Linked DNA regions of Homo sapiens: regions 2 and 3 are each linked to region 1. The links are chromatin contacts, found by Hi-C or POLR2A ChIA-PET in ENCODE. All regions are on one chromosome and are shown on one strand. Each heading gives the region's core, a stretch centred on a gene start or an enhancer-like site at or near the end of the contact. The rest is flanking DNA. Distances are from core to core; before and after follow the strand shown. Region 1 overlaps TAGAP-AS1 (TAGAP antisense RNA 1). Region 2 overlaps SOD2 (superoxide dismutase 2). Region 3 holds the start of IGF2R (insulin like growth factor 2 receptor).

Region 1 (3,731 bases), core at 713-3,212:
CCCTCCCATTTCCAGCTACTGTGCTCCTCTAGACAGAAATGGGACATGCCCTGTCCTACTGCCATGGGTATTTAGTTAGAATTGGAAGAAATTCCAACTTCAGTCAATGCCACTTTAAACCAGGAGTCCCCAGCCCTGTCATTTTAAATGAATCCCAGGAACAATGACAGAATTTTGATAATTTTGGCAGGTGTTCTTAGAACACACTTTAGAAGTCTTATTTATGTCCTATATATTAGAGTTTCATCTTAAACCAGCCTTGTATAAAAAATTTTGTAATCCTGTTAATGTCTTTGTTTTCTGCCTCTATAATTAAGAACTTACCTTTGACGTTTGGAGCACTGACCCTGTTTCTCTGGAGTCTTTTCCTCCTGAATGGGCCACTCCCAGCTTTTTCTTGAATAAACTTTTTTTTTTTTTTTTTTTTTGAGACAGAGTCTCGCTCTGTCGCCCAGGCTGGAGTGCAATGGCGAGATCTGAGCTCACTGCAAGCTCTGCCTCCCGGGTGCACGCCATTCTCCTGCCTCAGCCTCCTGAGTAGCTAGGACTACAGGCACCCGCCACCATGCCTGGCTAATTTTTAAACTATTTAAAACTGGAAAAAAAATTAAAATAGAAAAATTAGCTGGGCATAGTGGCAACTACCTGTAGTATCAGCTATTCTGGAGGCTGAGGCCAGTGGATGGCTTGATCCCAGGAGGTTAAGACTGCAGTGAGTCATGATTTTGCATCACTACACTCCAGCCTGGGTGACAGAGTGAGACCCTGTCAGGAAGGGAAGGGAAGAAGAAGGGAAGGGAAGGGAAAAAGAAAGAGAGAGAAAAGAAAGAAAGAAAAGAAAGAAAGAGAGAGCGAGAGGGAGGGAAGGAAGGAAGGAAGGAGGGAAGGAAGGAAGGAAGGAAGGAGGGAAGGAAGGAAGGAAGGAAGGAAGGAAGGAAGGAAGGAAGGCAGGCAGGCAGGCAGGCAGGCAGGCGGGCGGGCGGACGGGCAGGCAGGCAAAGACATGCAGACTCAAGGATATTAAACTGTTTCAGAGCATGTGAGTTTTATTTTTCAAAACTGGAAGGTCAGCATTAACTGACAATGGCACTCATAAATTCAAAATTCTTATTCTCTTCATCAAAATCAAGGTAATTCTACGTCTACTTCTCCAGCCCCAGCTTCTCACCTTCTCAAGCTATAGGATGTTGTCATGCAGGTGCCCTACAATCACAATATCAAAATGTTCCCCCACAAGGTAGGGGAGGTAAGTTTGGGCCAAAGAGAATAAAGGCACCAGACAGAAGCAAAGGGGAATGAAGGGTACACATGCTGCCGTCATTCCAATCTCTGATTCCAGCAATGCCTAAAGCCCACCCACAATGCTGCCATCCCTGAAGGCACAGGAACCACCCCATAAACTTCAAAACATGCCCTTCTGCCAAGCAAATTCAAATTGGATTTCTCCCTTATGCAACCGGGGGTTCTCACTAATACAACTGCTTTACATAATACCTATATTGCTGTAAAGTTCGGTATAAATAATTTTTATAAAATTTTTTAAATCTTATATTTACATAGCACTTCATAATTTTCTAAATTGTTACACACATTATCTCTTTTGGTATGCAAAAATAATTGCTTGAGATGGCCAGAACAGCATTTACTATCTATCGTTTTAAAATAACAACAACAAAATAAGACAAAGAATAATTTAAATTTTGCATGAGGTCACATAGCTAGTGAGAACAAAACAGGAGATGAACTCGAAGCTTCTGACTCCAAATCCAATACTCTACACCCAGAACTCTGGTCTTCTGATTGCTAGCCCAGTGCTCCACGCACCACTTGACGGCCATGCACATTTGTTAAACATACTAGAGACTGTCTTTTGAAAGGAAACCTCTCCACCATGTAAGTAACTGCCTTCTAGTTAGCTACTTTGTTTCGCTTTTGTTTTTGTTTTTGTTTTGAGACTGGGTCTCTTTCTGTCTGTCACCCAGGCTGGAGTGCAATGGCGCAATCTTAGCTCACTGCAACCTCTGCCTCCTGGGTTCAAGGAATTCTACCGCCTCAGCCTCCCGAATAGCTGGGATTACAGGTGCCTGCCACCATGTCTGTCTAATTTTTGTACTTTTGTAGAGATGGTGTTTCACCATGTTGGCCAGGCTGGTCTTGAACTCCTGACCTCAGGTGATCTGCCTGCCTCAGCCTCCCAAAGTGCTAGGATTACAGGCATAAGTCACCGCGCCGGGCCAAGTTGGCCTACTTTGTAAATATGATTTTTAAAAATAATATTTCCCTAATACAAGGTATACCTGGGCTGCAATTATTTCGCTTACTAGAAGCTAATGAAGAATTAGTGACACCTTGTGGCAAAAGCTTATTAATTCATGTTCTACTGCTACCCATTTGCAGAGATGTCCAAAGGCTTCGTGCACTTCACTAAGAAGACAAGAGCAAAACTTTTGGAAAGAATAACCTAGGGTTGCAACTCTGCCTCTGTAACTAGATTCTCTCTTCAATCACTCTACATGGGCTTCAGTCCCCTCCTCTTCACAGAATCTGTGTGACTGTCAAGTTTACAGATGACTTCCAGGTTGGCAAACTCAATGATTACTTCTCAAGTCTCACCTTTCTCAACCTCTCAGTGGTATCTGACCAGGTTGAACACACTGTTCCTAAAACCCTTGGATTTGGCAAAATCAGTTTCCCTTCTCCTTTAAAATGTTTTAAAGCCATCTAAGTGCTCATGAGTACCAAATTTATATCTCTAGTTCCACTGAACTTCAGATTCGCATCTCTAACCTGCCAATGTGACGTATGTATTTGGATGTCCAATAGCATCTGTCCAAAACAAAACTCTTGGTCTCCTACTCTTTCCAACAATTGACTGCATCGCATAAATAACATGATCATCCTGTCAGTTTAGTAAAGCCAAAATCTTAGCAGTCATTCTGTAGTCCTCCACTACTTACTATTAGTAAGTGGCAGTGAGGAGTAGAGGAATAAAGGGACTTAGTTCGTTCTCTGAAAGCTCCCAAATGTACCTCTTCTCTCCATTTTCCCTACTATCACCCTAATTCAAGCCAGAGCCTCTCATTAACCTACTCAGCACCTTCCTAACTAGCAACTTAATCTTCACCTCTTACAATCCATTCTTCACATAGCAATCAGTGATCTTTTTAAAATATAACTCAGATGATATCCTTTCTTAAAACCCTTGAATGGCTCCCCATAATCCCAACTCCTCCTCCATTCTACAAAGCCCTCCAATTTGCCCCCAGCTTCCTCAAAATGCTCTAAAAGCTCACGTCTAACCACTCTTCCCCGTCATTCCATGTTCTAGCCACACTGGCCTTCCTTTTGCTCCTTAAACATACAAGCTTGTTCCTTCCTTAGGAACAGTGCACTAGCCACCGCCCTCTGTCTGGGCGGCTCCCCCAGAACTTCATGTGGTTCGCTGCTTCTTATGTCACAAGGTCTCTAGTTAGATGTTACCTTCTCAGGCCTTTTCTGCTACTTAACTGAAGGCAGCTACTCATGCCCCCCAACACCACCACAAAGTTTTTGTTTTGTTTTCACCAAAGCTTTTATCATTTCATGAAATTTTCTTTTTTTCTTTTTTGATTTATTTGCCTATTATCTACTTCCCTACAGTAGGACAAAAGCTTCATCTATCCGAAGCTCTTATAATACTGCTCAGTACAGGGAAGGTGCTTAGTGTCTGTCAAATAATGAACTATATTAAG
Region 2 (4,050 bases), core at 1,125-3,624, 680 kb before region 1:
AAATGTTTTGAATTTCGGGGTTATGAAATTTGTTGAGTAATTTTTAGACAGTCACATCTTGTTGACTGGAGGCATCTAGTGGAAAAATGCAGTATTTCAGCCTGATTGTGTTTGAAGTAAATGATTAAAAGAGGAGGAAGTTACCACATTCTGGAAGATTTACTTGAGACAGACGAACCTTGAATTACGGGAAAAGGCCCCGTGATTTAGGAAATAACAAATTTGGGAAACATGTAATGGGGAGAGACTGGGGAATACCCCAGTTGTGAAAGTACTTCCTGTAAGGCAACATCTGACACCAGGAACCTTTCTCTTCAGTATTTTAAAAACAACTTAATTTCAGTCCTTTACTTGTGGAATCAGAGCCTTACTTATGTAATACAACCCACTGGAAAAAAGCTTTTTATTGTATTGTACTATATTGTTTATAAGTGATTGAGTACCTGCAGAGCTTTCTTTTACTTAAACATATTTTAAAAATTATTAAAAAGATTTTCATGTTTGAAAACTTGGGGAAAAAAGATAAAACAATGTCATAATCTCATCACATTTAACTGACTAATATGAATATTTTTCAACAAAAAGCATTTGACTTTTATTATTATTTGAGGCAAAAACTAAACTGAAACCAAATAAAATGTTGAATTTCAGAAAAGTGTTCTTAAAAGCAGATATTAAGCCCTCAATTTTTATTAATTTTAAAATGAGTAAGCAAACTGTAAGATGTTAAGATTATTAAATTATCTCTCATTAAGCATGTATCTTTCCCATTTTAAAAATTCAGTTACTATTGATTTATTAAAAAACAATAGAAAAGTTACATCTATTTTTAGAGTGACTCTCAAGAAAATTTAATAAGGGAAACACAGATCTATAAAAAACTGTTTGTAAACCTAACAAAGGAAAAAAAAAGTTGGTGTCTTTAAAAAACCCTTTGAGATTAGCTGTGTATTCAGATATCAGTTGGTTCTCTCCTTTCTGAATCGCTAAACAACTGGAGCTTGTTTCAGAAAGCAGCATTGTCTACGTATGTTCCTTTTAAAAATTTTTTTTTTAATTCTGTCTAAAAAAAACAGACGGGGTCACACTATGTTGCCCAGGCTGCTCTTGAATTCCTGGGCTCCCCTATCCACGCACCTCGGCCTTCCAGAGTGCTGGGATTACAGGTGTGAGCCACCGTGCCTAGTCAGACATACTTTTTTTTTTTTTTTTTTTTTTGACGGAATCTCAGTCTGTCCCGCAGGTTGGAGTGCAGTGATGTGATCTCGGCTCACTACAACCTCCGTCTCCTGGGTTCAAGCAATTCTCCTGCCTCAGCCTCCTGAGTAGCTGGGATTACAGGCGTACGCCACCACGCCTGGCTACTTTTTGTGGGTTTTTTAGTAGAGACAGGGTTTTTCCATGTCGTCCAGGCTGGTCTGGAACTCCTGACCTCAAGTGATCCGCCCATCTCAGCCTCCCAAAGTGCTGGGATTACAGGCGTGAGCCACCTCACCTGGCCTTGTATGTATGTTTTTTTCTTTCTCTTTCTTTTTTTTTTTCTGTGACGGAGTATTGCCCTGTCGCCCAGGCTGGAGTGCAGTGGCGTGTTCTTGGTTCACTGCAACCTCTGCCTCCTGGGTTCAAGCCATTCTCCTGCCTCATGCTCCTGAGTAGCTGGGATTATAGGCACGCGCCACCATACCTGGCTAATTTCTGTATTTTTAGTGAAGACAGGGTTTCACCATGTTGGCCAGGCCGGTCTTGAAATCCTGACCTGAAGAGAGCTGCCCGCCTCGGCTTCCCAAAGTGCTGAGATTACAGGCGTGAGCCACCGCACCCGGCCCAGACATATGTTCTTAACGTACACTTTCAGAACAGCAGTTGAGAACTTTTTCCAAAATGTAAGCTCCTTGAGAGCAAAGCTCTCAGTGGGTCTCTGTGTCCTTTACTTTGCTTCTCTTGGTATCTTGTGGATAATATGCACAAAATATTTATTAAACAAGAGGATTTCCATTTTTTTCTAATATTAATAGTTCATTTAGTCTGTAGCTTCTTGAAGGCATAGAAAAGACTATTTTATTTTGCCTACTTATTTGGCAAGGTACCCATGCAGTATGCCAGGAGTTACAGGGCCTATTGAGAAGGAGTAAAGGGTCTGGGAGGGGTGGCAGGGAGTTGCTAATTCATGTATGGTGGCTAGAGAAGGCTTCACTGATGGGGTTGATGTTTCAGTGGAGACTTGAAGGAGGAACAGGAACGCAGCATGAGACTGTCTTGGGGAAGAGTGTTCAGCAGAGGCAGCAGTGCTCAGCTAGCCTTGAGGGGAACATCCAAGTTGGTCATGTGAGTGCAAAAAGGCCAGTGAGGCTGCAGCTGCGTGAGCACGTGCTCAATGACGGGGTCAAGTGCAGCGCCTCTTGGTAGTAAGAGTAGCTGAGTGTAAACACCTAGGGTTCGCTCCAGTGAGAAGGGGAGCCTTTGGAGGGGGCAAGGCCCACCCCCACCCCCCAAAACTGAGGGGATAGTGGCACCAGTGCAGTGAGAAATACTGGTCCTCTGTCCCAATGAGGTGGCAGTAGAGTTAGGGAGAAGGGATTAGGTTCTGCTTGTGTTTTATTTTTTTCTTTTATTTTTCTCTGTGTGCTTTTATATAGATTGGATGTATTTTAAAGGTAGAGCTGGCTTTGCTAATGGATATGCTGGTGGATTGGATGTGGGGTGAAGGGAGAGGAGTCAAAAATGACATCAGGTTCCCAAGGATGTCCTGAGGGACAGAGCTGGCATTTACTGAGACGTGGAGGACAATAGGAGGAGTAAGTTTGGGGTAGAACATCAGGAGTTCAATTTTGAGTATGTTGAGTTTCTTGTTAATGTGACTTGGAGATATTTCCCAATGAATCGTCGTCTGTCTTGAAAGTGAGAGTTGAAGGTTTTCTGTACAGTCTGTATGTTGAGCCATACATTTTAGCATTCTATTATTTTGATTGTCCTCTTTGGTGTTTCATTTCCTAAAATCTCTTCTATCTAAGAGATCCCTGAGCCTAGCAGCCAGGAGTGAATTTTCTAGCTTTTCCACCTCTGCTAGGTCCTTCATCAGTTGTTCAGCATGTCTGGGACAAATAATTTTGGGGCGGGGGGGTGCTGAATTTTAGGACAAACGGATGTTATAGATAAGCTGGTCCCATTATCTAATAGCTTACAAAGAAAAAAATATAATGTATACAGTGGTTGAAAAAGTAGGAGTTACAAAAAAATGTGTTTGCATTTTAACTTTTCAGGAGATGTTACAGCCCAGATAGCTCTTCAGCCTGCACTGAAGTTCAATGGTGGTGGTCATATCAATCATAGCATTTTCTGGACAAACCTCAGCCCTAACGGTGGTGGAGAACCCAAAGGTTGGTATATATTGGTGCACCCTTATCTACATTTTGTGCACAGTAGGAATCGATTGTTGATTTACTGAAGTTACCTTATACTTGTTTTTTGTTTTTTTTGTTGTTGTTTTTTTGAGACAAGAGTTTTGCTCTTGTTGCCCAGGCTGGAGTACAGTGGCGCAGTCTTGGCTCACTGCAACCTCCGCTTCCTGGGTTCAAGTGATTCTCCTGCCTCAGCCTCCCAAGTAGCTGGGATTACAGGCGCCCGCCACCACGCCTGGCTAATTTTTGCATTTTTAGTAGAGATGAGGTTTCATTCACCATGTTGGCCAGGCTGGTCTTGAACTCCTGACCTCATGATCTGCCCACCTTGGCCTCCCAAAGTGCTGGGATTACAGGCATGAGCCACCGTGCCTGGCCTAAGTTACCTTATTCTTACCAGAGGTATCATAGTGGCATATTTTTCATAACAACGAGTATGATAAAAGTTGTAACTTTCAAAAGGACACAAGTAGGAATGGAGAATGCTTTCATGGGGTTATGTCATAAGATTTTATGTTCACGCCAACATAGAATATCACATCAACTCCACCTTCTGGTTTCTGGATGGTACTTCATATTAGGGAAAGACTGAGAGACTTCATTTTATGAACTTTTTTTTTTTGAGACGGAGTCTTACAGTCGCCCAGGCTGG
Region 3 (4,024 bases), core at 713-3,212, 960 kb before region 1:
CAACTCGACTCGATCACAACTCACTGCAACCTCGACCTGCGGGGCTAACGTTATCCTACCACCTCAGCCTCCCTTAACTGGGAGGACAGGAGTGTGCCACCGCGCCCGGCTCTAATTTTCATATTTTTTGTAGAGACGGGGTTTCGCCATGTTGCTGAAGCTGGCCTCCAACTCCTGGACTCAAGTGACCCGCCCACCTCGGCCTTCCAAAGTGCTGGATTCCGGGCATGAGCCACCGCGCCCAGGCGAGTTAATTTCTTATTTTTGGTCACAGAAGCCATTATTCCAAAATGCCTTCCTCTAAATGTTGTTCTCAGCCTGACCTCGTTTAAGCTGCCACCATTTCTCTGTATCATACTAGTTACTGGAGTAACTATGTATCTTAGGGTAGCTAACTGGTCTTTAAACTAGTGTCACAAACTCTCCCTCCATCCACCCTTCCCCTTCCAAAAAAGGGAGCATAAAAAATATGGGCCTTTCCAAAGAGTTTCTATCGTGAGATCAGCCTCACCCTCCTTAGACTAATTTCTGCATGTTCTGAACACAGGGGTGCTAATAAAACTATCTCTGATGCATGGGAAAAATAAGAACCCCCCCCATAAACCCTACCACAAACTCCAAGTTCAGCCCAAAGTAGGCTCAACTTTGTTTCACTCTGAAAAGTAACTTGTAAAAGTAACTTGTAAAAGTAACAGTAACAGGGAGAAACTGTTGTCTGTTCAAAACTTTTCATCCTGCTTCCTTTTTACCAAAGTTTAAAAAAATAAACAAAAGCTGAATTTTCCATCATCCTAAACAGTCCAGAAAAGGATGGTCAGAAAATTCCTGAAATTCGAAGTTCCCCAGGCCCTGGACTGCTAGCAGTTGCGCGAGGTGAACAGCCCTCGATGGGACTGATGGGTTATACAATCATGGTTCCCAGAGCAAGATCCACTAGAATAATCCGCCCCGGAGACAATGACATCATGTGAGCAACCAGGCAGGAAGTTGGGCTCAGAGAAGTGAAGGGTCAAGTCTTGAAAGCTCACACTGGACGACACCCCCTGCCCCCAATCTAAAGAAGACAAAAGTCACCGCCTGCTAAAAATATATATATATATATATTCTTTAAAGAGAAAATGAGCCCACGGGGGGAAATCAATCAGCAAATGAAACCACAAACACTCAACTCCAGGACCATTCCTGCGGGCTCCAACGCCCCGGTGAGCCTCTCCACACCGAGGGGCCTCACCGGTGCCCCGCTGGCGAAACTCTGATGCAAACGCGCAGCGGGAACAAAGCAAACTGGAGTTCCTGCCTCCAACTTTCCCGGACGCCCGGCCGCGCGAGGGCAGGCGCCGACCCCAAGGGCCGGGGCGACCGCTCCGCACAAAGCCACCCCCGACTCAGCGACAGCCACAAGTGGCCGGACGCGGGGCTCCAGGACCGCCACGACCGCGTGTGCCCCCGCGCCCCCCGCCTGCGCACGGGACCCGGCGGGACTCGCGGACACCACGCAGGCAACTTTCCCTCGGGAACGGGGCGGACCCCGGCGCGGAACGGAGGCGACTTGGAGACCCCAGGAGCTCCTCGAGCGCTCCCCGCCCCCCACGCCGGCCGCTCACCCCGGGCACCGCGAGCGGAGCCTGCGTCCGGGCGGGCCACCCACCTGCACAGCTCGGGGAACGGGGCGGCCTGGGCCTGCGTGGACCCCGGGGCAGCGACGAGCAGCAGCAGCTGCAGCAGGAGCAGAGAGCGCTGCGGGCGGCGGGCGGGCGCGGGCCCCAGGTGGGGGCTCCGGCCGGCGGCGGCCCCCATCGCGCCGGGCCCGGACTGCGCGGCGGGCGCGAGGCTAACGGCGCGCGACTGCTGGGGGCCGCGCCCGGGACGGGGTCGCGCCGCCAGGGCAAAGGCGGAGGTGGAGACGGAGCGGGAGCCCGAGGTGAGCGCGGCTCGACTGGGCTCGGCGACAGCGACAGCGGCAGCGGCGGCCCCGGAACCGCGTCACGTGACAGCCGCCCGGCACCGCCCCCCCACCCCCGCCCCCCGCTCACGTGACTCCCTTGTTCAGGTGACCCCCGCCCGCCCCGGCTCCTCCCAGGCCCGGGTCACGTGAGCGCAGCGCGCGGGACAGGAAGCGGCGCGGGCGGGGCGCAGGCTCCAGGTGCCTCCCGGGGCCTGAGCCTCTCGGCGGGCTGGGCGCGGCGGGGGTGCCTAGCCGGGCCTCAGTTTCCCCTCCCACCGCGCCCTGCTGGATCGTGGCGGGTGCTTCCCAGGTTAGAGCAACTGTTCCCAACCTCGATCGACCAGTAGGGGAAAATAGGGAACTTGGATCAAAGTGCCAGGGAGGTAAATGCCTTCGCACAGCCTAGTGGCAGCGGATCCGTGGGGGGTGGGAACACACTTTAACTGCCCGTGGAGTCAAATCATGGGGGTTTACAACCTTGGCCCGTCAGAGCCTCTCAGACCTTCTGTGGGAATGTTATTTCCCAAGCGTGGGCTTCCTACAGCAAGGAAGGCAGCACAAATCCAGCAAGGTGAAAGAGTGGACAAAAGTGTCGCTGTCAAGCAAGTGCCACTCAACAAAGCTTTATTAATTCACTACGTGGATGGCCATGAGCTAGCCACAATGAAAGTAGAACGATGAATCTAAAAGTCTTGAACTAAAAAAATTCACTTTCTTTTAGAGTAAATATACAAAATAATCATGACTGAAAATAGTAATCATCATCATCATAAAAGCTCATCTTTTTTAGTGCTTATTCCATACCAGACACTGCTAAGCATGTAAGCATGAATCTTTAAAAACCTATGAGATGGGAACCTACTTATAGATGAGGAATTGAGGCACAAGGATACTCAGTGACTTACTCAAAGACACTCTGGGATGTGGCAAAGCTGGAATTCAAACACATATAAATAATCATGACCCAATAATAGCTAACATTTCTTGAGCAAGTAATTATGTACGAAGTACTGAAGTGTTCGGACACTGTGATTTAGCTCATTTAATCCTAACAGTCCTGTAAGAGGGGGTGCCTTTATTGCATCCGTTTTGCAGATAAGGAAAGTGAGGAATGGAGAAATTAAATAACTAGTTAGTCTTGCAGCTAGTAAGTGAAAAAGCCCGGGTTTGAGCCCAAGCCAGTCACAGGCCTGTGACATAACCACCGTGCTATTAATATATTGCCCAAGAAAAGAAAGTGTTGTAGTGGGTCAAAGGGAGAGCTCAGGTGTAAACTGTGGACGTCGAAAAAGGGTTTGTGGTGACCGGGCGCGGTGGCTCGCGACTGTAAACCCAGCACTTTGGGAGGCCAAGGCGGGCGGATCACAAGGTCAGGAGATCGAGACCATCCTGGCTAACACAGTGAAATCCCATCTCTACTAAAAATACAAAAAATTAACCGGGCGTGGTGGCACACGCCTGTAGTCCCAGCTACTCGGGAGGCTGAGGCAGGAGAATCGCTTGAACCCAGGAGGCAGAGGTTGCAGTGAGCAGAGATCGTGCCACTGCACTCCAGCCTGGGAAACAGAGCGAGATTCCATCTCAAAAAAAAAAAAAAAGAAAAAGGGTTTGTGTTTTGCAACTCCAGTGTTATAATGGATACAGGCAAAGACCATCAGTAAATACTAAAACCATCTGGTGAAAAATTATTGTGAAGCGGAATATTCTCTTTGTCTCAAAGTATCACCTTCAAAGTATACTTCCTTAAAAAACACAAAATACCTCTTCACAATGGAAAGATCTGGTAGAACCACCTTAATCAAGTAATTAAAACTAGTATCACCAATTTTTAAAAAACTAGCATTTTCTGCTTTCTAAAGTGATGCAATAAAAAATGCTAAAGGGTAATATTTAAAAGATGGTATAATCATGACTCAGATGTAGAATGAACATGTATCAAAGGTATTCCTTAGCTCATTCATTAATGTGAGAACCGGTAACATGTCACAGCTGGTTCAAAGGAAAATCCAAGGAGAATCCAACAAATATTCAAGCAGTTAGGAATGCTGAAATAAGGTTGTCTATAGATGGAAAATTGGT

What was found. Hi-C counts contacts between places; a loop is a spot of excess contacts on that map. ChIA-PET counts read pairs that join two places held with the same protein, here RNA polymerase II (POLR2A). Pooled maps may share reads with other maps.
Region 2: a pooled map shows a loop between it and region 1 (2.5-fold over the local background). The contact joins two enhancer-like sites. A Hi-C loop is called at or near these places in 5 of 50 pooled maps. POLR2A ChIA-PET finds 5 or more read pairs at or near these places in 2 of 52 experiments (MCF 10A and activated CD8-positive, alpha-beta memory T cell).
Region 3: a loop to region 1 is called in a pooled map, with 2.3 times the contacts of the local background. The contact joins the promoter of IGF2R here to the enhancer-like site in region 1. A Hi-C loop is called at or near these places in 4 of 50 pooled maps.

Annotation. Positions count from the first base shown.
Region 1 is chr6:159,007,387-159,011,117 of GRCh38, reverse strand. All of the region lies in intron 1 of TAGAP-AS1 (TAGAP antisense RNA 1), which reads right to left. Among named protein-coding and RNA genes, the nearest start is that of RSPH3, 9.0 kb to the right of the region's middle. RefSeq lists an enhancer at 1,722-2,011. Within about 2 kb of position 1,962, at least 2 of the 41 ENCODE cell types and tissues checked have a DNase peak (open chromatin) inside an H3K27ac peak, as active enhancers do.
Region 2 is chr6:159,687,453-159,691,502 of GRCh38, reverse strand. It overlaps SOD2 (superoxide dismutase 2), which reads left to right. Exons shown (of 5, transcript NM_000636.4): 3 at 3,261-3,377. Among named protein-coding and RNA genes, the nearest start is that of SOD2, 3.8 kb to the left of the region's middle. RefSeq lists a silencer at 3,936-4,050. Within about 2 kb of position 2,374, at least 4 of the 41 ENCODE cell types and tissues checked have a DNase peak (open chromatin) inside an H3K27ac peak, as active enhancers do.
Region 3 is chr6:159,967,020-159,971,043 of GRCh38, reverse strand. IGF2R (insulin like growth factor 2 receptor) reads right to left here and starts at 1,962. Exons shown (of 48, transcript NM_000876.4): 1 at 1,649-1,962. The coding sequence starts at 1,797. RefSeq lists silencers at 1,342-1,471, 1,492-1,771, 1,782-2,401.